Regions from separate parts of the Mus musculus genome. Here region 2 is linked to region 1. Evidence: chromatin loops called from intact Hi-C (ENCODE). Cell type or tissue: heart. All regions are shown on one strand.

Region 1 (5,000 bases):
CTCTCTTGAAAAAAAATTATCTTTAATTTGTGCCTATGTGTGTGTGTGTGTGTGCATATGTGTGGTAGGGTATATGTATGTGAGTGTAGGTGCCTCTGTGTGTGTGTGTATGTGTGCTTGTGTGTGGTAGGGTAATGTATGTGAGTGTAGGTGCCTGTGGAGGATCTGCGAAAGTTCGAGGCATTTATGAGATCTCCAGCATGAATGTTGGGAACCTGCACAGAGCAATGTATACTCTTAAACACTCATCTCTCTCTCTAGCCCTGTTTTGCACCTCCACACGCAACCCCACTAATTTTTAATTTATGTGTGTAGGTGTGTTGTGCCTGTGTATTACATACGTGCAGTGCAAGAGGAGGCCAGAGGACAACATTGGATTGGAGAGTTTTGGTGTCTTTGAAACCCAATGATGTTATGTTTATATGTTTTTGTCTTAATCCCAGGTGTGGCGTATATGGGGTTGCTTCAGATTGTCCGCAGCCGCTGACTATGTTTGTTTCCTGCTCTAGGAGGGGCGTGATTTTTATTTTAATCAGATTCAGATCGTTTATTAGTATGGCCTTCTAAGGGCTCTTGAGAAAGTGTAAATGCAAGACCCTTGAGAGGGCCTGGAGTGGCTGAGGATCCCCTGCTCCTGGTTTCTCTTCCTCTTCTTCCTCCCCCAACCCTGCTTCTCCTGCTATTGCTGGATTGAAGCTATTCTGACAACTAAGATTAGACTTGCCCCCAAGGAACTGAATGCCCTTGAGCAGTCTAAAGAGGTCTATGTCCCCTTTCCCCTCTAAGTTTCATTCTGTCCTATTTAGTGTTGGACAATTGGAAGGGCAGTAGATATATAAGAACCCTATAAAGTAGCCAAAAAAAACACATCTACATCAGATTTCCTGAGGCTGGAGTTACAAATGGTTGGGAGCCATCATGTGGGTGCTAGGAACTGAACTTGTGTCTTCTGTAAGAGCACTCACTGTGTGGTTTTTTGTTTGTTTGTTTTTTTTTTTTTTTTTTTTTGGTTTTTTGAGACAGGGTTTCTCTGTGAAGCCCTGGCTTTCCTGGATCTCACTCTGTAGACCAGGCTGGCCTCAAACTCAGAAATCTGCCTGTCTCTGCCTCCCAAGTGCTGGGATTACAGGTGTTTACCACCACTGCCCGACTCTCTGTATGTTCTTAACTGCTGAGCCCTCTACCCAGCCCCTATAGTCTTAGGGGGCTATTTGTATGCACACAGTGAAAGCACCAGGCCAACGCACACCAGTGCCTGAGAAGCACCAGGCCATTGCACATCAAGCCCCATTCTGGATCTGTGTTGGAAAAAGTACTCAGAGTCAGCTGATGAGCGTTGCCCTGTGGGGAAGAGGAAAGGGGGAAGTAGCAGCAGGCACCACTACCCCTGCTTGGGAATTTATTTTCAAATGAGAGACATGATGTAACCCACATCAGGACTTGAGAGGCTAAGGCAGGAGGATTTCGAGAGTTCAAGGTTTACCCTCAGCAACACGTTGTTTGTGTTACCCTGAGACCCTGAGCTACATAAGACTGTCTCAAAAAAATTTTAAGAGGCAAAAAAAAAAAAAAAAAAAAGTAAAAAAAGTATTAGCAAGATAATGAATTCAATAATTACAATGCAATTAAAAACAAAATCAGCCGGGCGGTGGTGGCGCACGCCTTTAATCCCAGCACTCGGGAGGCAGAGGCAGGCGGATTTCTGAGTTCGAGGCCAGCCTGGTCTACAAAGTGAGCTCCAGGACAGCCAGGGCTATACAGAGAAACCCTGTCTCGAAAAACCAAAAAAAAAAAAAAAAACCAAAAAAAAAAAACCAAACCAAAATCAAAGCGGGGGTGGTGGTGGTGGTGGTGGTGGTGGTGGCGGTGGCACACACCTGCTGTAATCCCAGCACTTGGGAGGCAGAGGCAGGTGGATTTCTGAGTTCGAGGCCAGCCTGGTCTACAAAGTGAGTTCCAGGACGGCCAGGGCTACACAGAGAAACCCTGCCTCGAAAAACAAAAAACAAAACAAAAAAACATAAAAGAAAAGGGAAAATCAGAACACTTACTAGGGGCGGCTTGGGAAGTGACTAACAGGAGGGAGCTCTCTTCTCGCTTGCTCCCAGAGGACTCCTTTCTAGGGAGCCATTCATCGTTTTTTCAGGACTTTAAAACTTTCTAATCGAGGGCACTGGGCTCAGTTCTCTGGAAATCAATGAGAGGCTTTAAGTTGTGCACAATGGAGAGGTGTTAGGTGTGAGAGATCACCTGATCCCAAACAAAGGCACGTTAATCCTTTACAATAACGAAAAATAGGAAGGGCCACGGGTTCCAACAGACTTATGGCCACAATGATCTGAAGTCAAGGAGGATGGGGTAAAACTCAGATTAAATTTCAGAGAACTAAAGACATCATCCAGCGAGTGCACGCCAAATGCTAAATCCCCGTCACGGTAGTTGATTGCATTGGTTTAGTTGATAGAGAGCCAATGTTAATTTCCGGGTGCAGAGCCCGGTGCCTTATGTAAGACCTTGAGGGAAGCTGGGTGGGTGTTGGCTTTTACGGAACTTCCAGGTTTTCGTTTTGTAACTTCTGGCGAGTCTATAATTATTTCAAAAGAAAAAGTAACATAACAAAGGCCAGCTAGTCCAGCCCATCACAAAGCCACCAGGGAGCCCGCCCCGCTCTGCACTCGTAGGGCCTCCTCGGCTAGGCGCAGTCGGGTGAGGGGTGAAATGTGGGCGGGGCGCCGCCGCGCACGCGCAGTCCCGCTGCCCGGCGAGCGCCGCTGGCGGGGGGCGCATGCGCAGTCTCAGCCGCGGCGGCCCCTCTCCACAGTCTGAGGGGGTACCGGGGGAGCCTTGGCCCCTCCGCGCCGCCGTCTTTTCCGGCAGTTGGGGTTCTTCCTTTTGTCCTGTCCTGTCGCGGATCGGCAGCTGCGCTCATTCGGAGTCCCCGGCGTGTCGCGGTCGCTCTGGAGCCGCCCGCACGTCGCGTCTGCGCCGTCTCTGTAGCCGTCGGCCCCGCGCCTCCCTCCCCCCTGGGTCTGGTGAGTGTCTCCCGGCCGTCGCCTCAGGCTTGCCGCCTCGTCCGGCCGTCCCACAGCTCCTGTGCACTCCAGGGCTCCTGTCAGCGTTCTCTCTGTGGTCCCCAGAGCCCCCTTGTCCGTCCCTCTCTTTCTACGCCTCTGTCCTCAACCGGGACAGGCAGCCGCTCCCTCCTTTCCTAGTCGCCAGCTTTGTGTGTCTGCTGCCACCGGCTCGTCCCCTCTGACCTCGGTCAGTACCACTCTGCACCTTAGGATGAGAGAACCAGAGGGTGTCTGCACTTCGAGAGCTCCCCCCACCCCGGGGTAGGTGTGGGACCTTGGAGGCTGTCCCCCTAGTCCGCGATCAGGGGGTACCGGGCTTCCCCTCACCTTAAGATCCCCGCCCGTGGACTGCAGACTGTTAAAATTCGAGAAAAGGGACCGAGCTGGAGGACAGGGAAAAGTGGCAGAAGAGTCGGAGGAAAAGTGTGTCAGAAAGCGCATAACGGCTGCTGCCAGCGGCGCCCTGCAAAGGACCCAGAGACATAGGGGAATCTTGCTCTTTTTCAAGATGAATAGGAAGGTCAGCGGCGTGAAGTAGCTTCACTGCTTCCTCTTCCTTCAGCTCACCTTGGCTGTGAAGTAGCCAGTACATACGGTTTCCCTAAACAAAAAAAACAAAACAAAACAAAACAAAAAAAAACAAACCACATCGCTGCAAGAATAGCTCCCTGCCCCACCCCACCCAAACATCAGATAGCAGCTTCCTCCTAACCCGATGGCTCTGTCCTCAGACTCTGGACAGCACACCAGTGTACACACACACCCACTTCAACATCAGGCATGTTCTCCACTCCCGGGAGTGGACTTCACAAATGGAGCATTTTGTCTGAGATGGGGTCTGAATGTGTACCTATGCCTGGCCTGGAATTTGCTTTGTAGACTAAGGTGGCCTAGAACTCACGGAGATCCTCCTGTCTCTGCCTCCTAAAGGAATATGCCTCCACAGACCAGCCCACTTGTGACTTGTGACTTTACTTTTCTTTCTTCCTTCCTTTCTTCCTTCCTTCCTTCCTTCCTTCCTTTCTTCCTTTTTTTTTTTTTAAAGATTTCTTTATTTATTTTATGTATATGAGTACACTGTAGCAGTACAGATGGTTGTGAGCCTTCATGTGGTTGCTGGGAATTGAATTTAGGACCTCTGCTCGCTCTGGTTGGCCCTTTTTTTTTCCTTAATGTATTTTTTTTTTTTTTCTTTTTTTCCGGAGCTGAGAACCGAACCCAGGGCCTTGGGCTTGCTAGGCAAGCACTTTACCACTGAGCTAAATCCCCAACCCCTCCTTAATGTATTTTTGTGACAGGGTTTCTTTGTGTAGTGCTGGCTGTCCTGGAACTTGCTGTGTAGACCAGTCTGATCACTAACTAGGAGATCCACTTGCCTCTGCCTTCCTCTTGTGACCCTTTTTTTGGGTGTGTGTGTGTGTGTGTGTGTGTGTATGTGTGTCCGAGACAGGATTTCCCTGTGTAGCCCTGGCTGTCCTGGAACTCACTTTGTAGACCAGGCTGGCCTCGAACTCAGAAATCCACCTGCTTCTGCCTCCTGAGTGCTGAGATTAAAGGTGTGCGCCCCCACGCCCAGCTCATGTGACTCTTTAAGGAGTAGCCATGGCTTCATCTTGAATTGCCCAATGAAAGAGAATAGACCTTTGGTGACAAGGAAATAAAATGTTGGTGCAATGGTTTTTGTAGAGATGGAGGTACCATTGTAAAGTCATCCAGCCAGGCATAACTCTATAGTGAATAAAACAGTTGGCTCTTGTGTGAGCTCATTCTGAGGTCCCAGTCCCTAGTGCTGAGTTTTATGAAGCGTATATGCTTTGTTAAACTGAACTAAGACTTTTTTGTCCACCATCCTCTAACTCTGCAGAGCCAAAGGAGCCTGAAGTAAGTAGGATTCCAGTGGCTTATAAGACAGGGCAGGAAGCTTGA
Region 2 (5,000 bases), 56 kb after region 1:
TTCAAGGACTCCGACTTTCCCATCTTAAATCATTTAACATCATCCAAACAGTTCCCTCAGTTTCTCACTCCAATTAGCCATGGAGGTGTGGGGAGACCCCATGTGTGGCAGGTGGGAAACACAAAACAAGTCAGGAAACTCAGCATTACAGAAAGGCACACTGTTTTTGTACGTCATCTACAACAACAACAAAACCATCAATAAGTAGCCAGACATCCAAAGCCACCAAAGCCAAGAAAAACGCCAAACCCTCATGGCTACCTTTAATATCCCTGTGGAGTCTCAAGAGACATCAAGATGTAGAAAACACCTTTGGCAGATGTGGAGGTCATCCAACCCTCATTTCTGCCAGACAGCAAGGGAATTCTGAGCCACGCTTGGGATACTGTCTCTAACATGCCTTACTTCAGTTGTACTGTGTAAGCTAGGCATCATTCAGATATTCTGTAGCTAGTGAATTGATACCCACAACTAAAAGCCCATAAATACTACTGATGCTGGCACATCCCAGGGAATCAGAGACCCCCCAGGCTCCGGGCACTCCCTGGCTGATACCATGAGAAGGAAAGCAGAGAGCTGAGGTGGGAGCCAAGACCTAATGACATGCTCAAGCTCCCACGATCCTACCAACAGGCTCCTGAGAGAAACAAGGTGGGTTAGCCTGATCCACGCCATCTTTCTCCCACCCAGGCAATAACAGGATATGGATAAAAAGCCATTTCCTGCTCTCATGTAAGGGCTCCAGAAAGCACTATCCTTTCTCACACAGCCTTCCGAATCAGGGCTTCTTGACTCCCGACTGATTACGGACAGGAGAGGAGTAAGTCAACAGAAAGAAAAGGACATGAGACAGTATTTACAGTCCTCAGGCCAAGCTAATCTTGGTTTCCTAAGGTCCGGTTCCTGGCTTACCAAGGCGGCCCAAGCGGGGTGGTTGCCTGCCAGCACTAGTAGACTCAGGGGTCCACCCTAGATTTCTAGAATTAATTTCTGGGAGCCGTGCTAGCGACCTGCAAAACGCGTTTGAGAACTGCTACTTTAAGATTTTGTTTTTGTTCCTCTGGAGTGGGGTTGACGTTCTAATTCAAGGTTCGTCACAACTAATATTATTCCAACATTCTGTTTGGGAGATCATTTAAAAAGAAATCTCAAATTTCTAGGTAAACAATTGTCTATCAGCAAACAGACACCGTGAAAGAGCTTGGTTGGTCAGAGTTCCTGGCCTGTCTGTTAGTTCGTTTGCTGAATTCTCACTTAAAAGATTAGATTTACTTCTAAATAGTAAATCAGCCCAATCCAGGAATGTTCAGAAAGAATGACAAATTCCCACAAAGGGGAGGAGGTGTCCTCATGGCGCAAGCCTGACGACACTGTCTGCTATAAAAAGTTCTTATATGCAAGAAAAAAATCTCCCAGTTCTGCACTAAGCATGGGATGACAACAGAGGGGCGACAGGACCGACAGAAGATTCCAGAGGTTCTGGGAAAGCGCGACCAACCTTCCCCAGCCTGGGCTACCGGTGGCCCTGCGTGGTTGGTCGGCAGCCTCGCCCGGCTTCTCCTTTCTCCCCAGGCCGGGGAGGAGCCCGCACGGGGCCTCTCAGGCCGCAGCGTCGCGCCCGCCGCCATCATCAGCCCGCGCCATCACCTGCCCGCTCGCCCGCCCACCCTGTCACTCGGCACTCACCGGCCGCTTGCTGCCGCGCTCTCCGACACCGAGCCCCGAAGCCACCTCCAAGCTCCGGCCACCGCGCGCCCCCGCCCTGGCCGCGGATCCCCGGTTGAGTCACCCGGCCCTTCAAAACAAGAGCCCCGCCCACCGCGGGGCATGCCGGGAAGGCCGCGCGGCTCGCCCCGCCCCCGCCGCGGACTCCGCCATAGGCCGGGGCCTCGCCTGCCTGCCCGGCCGGCCGGGAACTGGGGCTCTTCGCCAGGGCGGCCCAGTAACGCGCGCCGCCGCCGCTTGCGCTCCATCACCCAAGGGGCTCAGACAGGAAAGCGAGCTGCAGGCTCGAAGGTGAAAGAGGCTGGGTCGCCCCGGAACGCGTGATGCTCACGGAAAGATGAGCCTATCGCCTTTGTGTGGCGGATGGATATGAACTGCAGCCCAAAGACAGAAAAACATCAACAACAACAAAACAAGATAAAAGAGAAAACAAAAACTTCCCCCCAACTCTTGAGTTTCACGGAACAATCTGCGATAGCAAACAAGATTCTACAGGTTTCATGTTACCTGGAAGCAAACTATTAGAAAGCTGGTTGCCTTGCTTCCTGTGAACCGCACAAGGGAACCTGAGAGGAGGAACCTGGCTCCATCTCTCAGGGTCACGGGGACTTGTGGCTTTTGTACTTAAGAAAGTTATCAGACCAGTTGATTACACCATCACAATGATTGCACAGACTTCTAGTTTTGGGTGTTTCGTTCTATTGGGGGTTTGCTTGTTTTAACCTTTATTTCCCTTCTCCCTCCTCCCTGGCTCTCCACTCTTAATACATGGGGTGTTCTTTGTTTTTTGAGACAGTCTCCTTTATCCCAGTATGGCCTTGCACCTCTGATCCGACCTTCACCATGTGAGTGATGGATAGGGTTACAGACAAGCCCTACCGTAGCCGAATTATGAAGGGCTCTGGTGTAACCCAGGGCTTCATGCACCCTAGGCCATTATTCTACCAGTTGAGCTACGTCTCCAGGTCCGAGTTCATTTTATTGAGATGTGACGCCGCAGCCCATGTTGAATTTGCTGTGTAGCCAAGGATGGCTTTGGACTCCTCATCCTCCTGTCCCTGTCTCCCAAGTGCTGACATTATTCTACTTTAAAACTGCTGCTGAGCACTAAATAAACTAATAAAACCACGCAAAAAAATATAGGGAATACCTGTGTGCACAGCATTAATCCTAGCACTTGGGAGGTAGAGGCAGGAGGATCAGGAAATCGAGGTCCCCCTTATTTGGCTTATGTTGCTTCTGGGGGGGGGAGGGGAGGAGGGGGACGGGTCTACCTTGCCCAGTTTCCCCCATACCACCTGTCACTAAGGGAAGTCAGGGAATCCAGTCAGGAAACTGGGTCTACAAAGTGAATTCCAGAACAGCCAGGGCTACACAGAGGAAACCATGTCTCAAAACAAACCAAATACGACCACCAACACAGTAATGTCACAAAAAAGCCAACACAGTAATGAGATCATGTGCTGGCATCTCTGGGCCTTGGAACTACAGAGAACATACCCACTGATTAAAATTTCATTCCAAAAGTTTCCTCTTCTAATCCTGTGCCCCTGTGCAGTCTCCATACCCACGGTGGAACTACTGCCTTTCTTGTTCTGAATACAGGACAATCAACTTCCTCTTTCTTTCATTTCCAAGCTCCCCTCACCCATCCTGAGCCAACACTTAATACTTGTTATCCATCGCCCAGAGGGGATCCAAGATAGCACATACTTAACTAATAGTGAAGAGTAAAAGGGTTGTCTTTTGATTAAATATCATTAAATCAGACATGACACCGATTTTGGATGAATATCAATTATAGGAGGCATATGAGAAATGTGTATTAATGTCGACTTTTGTCACTTTAATTTAACTGTATCCTCAGTCAGGCTGAGTTCTGAGTTCCAGGCCTGCCTGGTCTACAGAGTGAGTTCCAGGACAGCCAGGGCTACACAGAGAAACCCGGTCTTGAAAAACAAAGAAACAAATTTAAGTGTATCCTCAAATATCTGAACTAGGTTCATCATCTGAGACTGTAACCCTTCCTAAAGACAGATTGGCAGGCCTGGAACTTTCATTGTTCATAATGGCTAATTTGAAAAGTAGCACAAGTCCATTCAATTAATGGGGTTAGTACATTTCCTAAAATATTGCACCTGCTGCTGGTAAATACTATAGAACACTGAGATTTCTTCATGATGTTTTACAGCCCTTAAAACTTCTCACCAACCAAGGACGGAAGGTTTAATCATGCAGATTTACACATAAGGAAAACAAGACATAAATAAGTAGTGTTCAAGGCTATTACACTACTGGGCAGTGTTTATAGGATGCACAGGCAGGTCACCTGACCCCAGCTCAATACCCTTGCTTCCTGGGGAACTCCTCTACAATCCTAATAAGTAGAGACTTCTCTTGTTAGTTAGAGAGAAAGAGAGAGTCTCACTCTATAACTTGGCTGGCTTGGAACTTAACTTTGTAGCTTATGCTGGATTCATACCTGTGGCAATCCTCCTGCCTCAAGCCCCTGATTACTAAATTTACACACGTTCACCACTATGCTCAGCCGGTAAAGTGCACACTGCTCAATCATGGGAACCTGGGTTTGGATCTGTACAGAGCCAGGTGCGTCGATCAGCATATGCTGTGCCCTAGCTCTAGAGATGAGAAGACCCCTGGGGCTTGCTGGCCACATAGTCTGGTTAGGTTACTTAAAGAGAGAAATAAATGCAATAAGAAGAAAACCAAGGGCTGGTGAGATGGCTCAGTGGGTAAGAGCACACGACTGCTCTTCCGAAGGTCCAGAGTTCAAATCCCAGCAACCACATGGTGGCTCACAACCATCCGTAACAAGATCTGACTCCCTCTTCTGGTGTGTCTGAAGACAGCTACAGTGTACTTACATATAATAATAAATAAATCTTTAAAAAAAAAAAGAAAAAAGAAAACCAAGTTGCCAGGTTGGTGGTGGCACACACTTTTAATACAAGCATGCAGGAGGCAGAGGTAGGCAGATTTCTGTGAGTTCAAGGTTAGCCTGGTCTACACAGAGAAAATCTGTCTTGAGAAAGAGAAAGAAAAGAAACGTTAAGGCCGGTGAGATGCCTTGGCTGAAGACACTTGCTACAAAGCCATGTATCTAGGGTTCAGTCCTTGGGACCCTCATGATGGAAAGAGAAATCCAGTTTTAGACTTGCTCTCTGACCTCCTACAATGAACACACACAGAGTAAATAAATGTAAATTTAAAAATTGAAAGAGGGGGCCGGAGAGATGGCTCAGCGGTTAAGAGCA

Evidence for each region. A loop is a pair of places that touch in the nucleus more often than their neighbours do. Peaks named below come from ENCODE experiments on the same cell type or tissue, not always from the same donor. Only the 100,000 strongest peaks of a DNase experiment are listed, where the experiment ranks them.
Region 2: a loop joins it to region 1, with 2.0 times the contacts of the local background. A loop is called at or near these places in 4 of 42 quality-filtered maps.

Annotation. Positions count from the first base shown.
Region 1 is chr17:29,005,743-29,010,742 of GRCm38, reverse strand. Stk38 (serine/threonine kinase 38) reads left to right here and starts at 2,748. Exons shown (of 14, transcript NM_134115.3): 1 at 2,748-3,032. In heart, no CTCF peak of the experiment used is centred here; DNase peaks (open chromatin) are centred at 1,312, 2,792, 3,202 and 3,812; H3K4me3 peaks cover 1,993 bases; H3K27ac peaks cover 2,054 bases.
Region 2 is chr17:28,949,256-28,954,255 of GRCm38, reverse strand. Kctd20 (potassium channel tetramerisation domain containing 20) reads right to left here and starts at 1,820. Exons shown (of 8, transcript NM_001356300.1): 1 at 1,687-1,820. In heart, a CTCF peak has its summit at 2,006; DNase peaks (open chromatin) are centred at 685, 745 and 1,835; H3K4me3 peaks cover 2,779 bases; H3K27ac peaks cover 3,168 bases.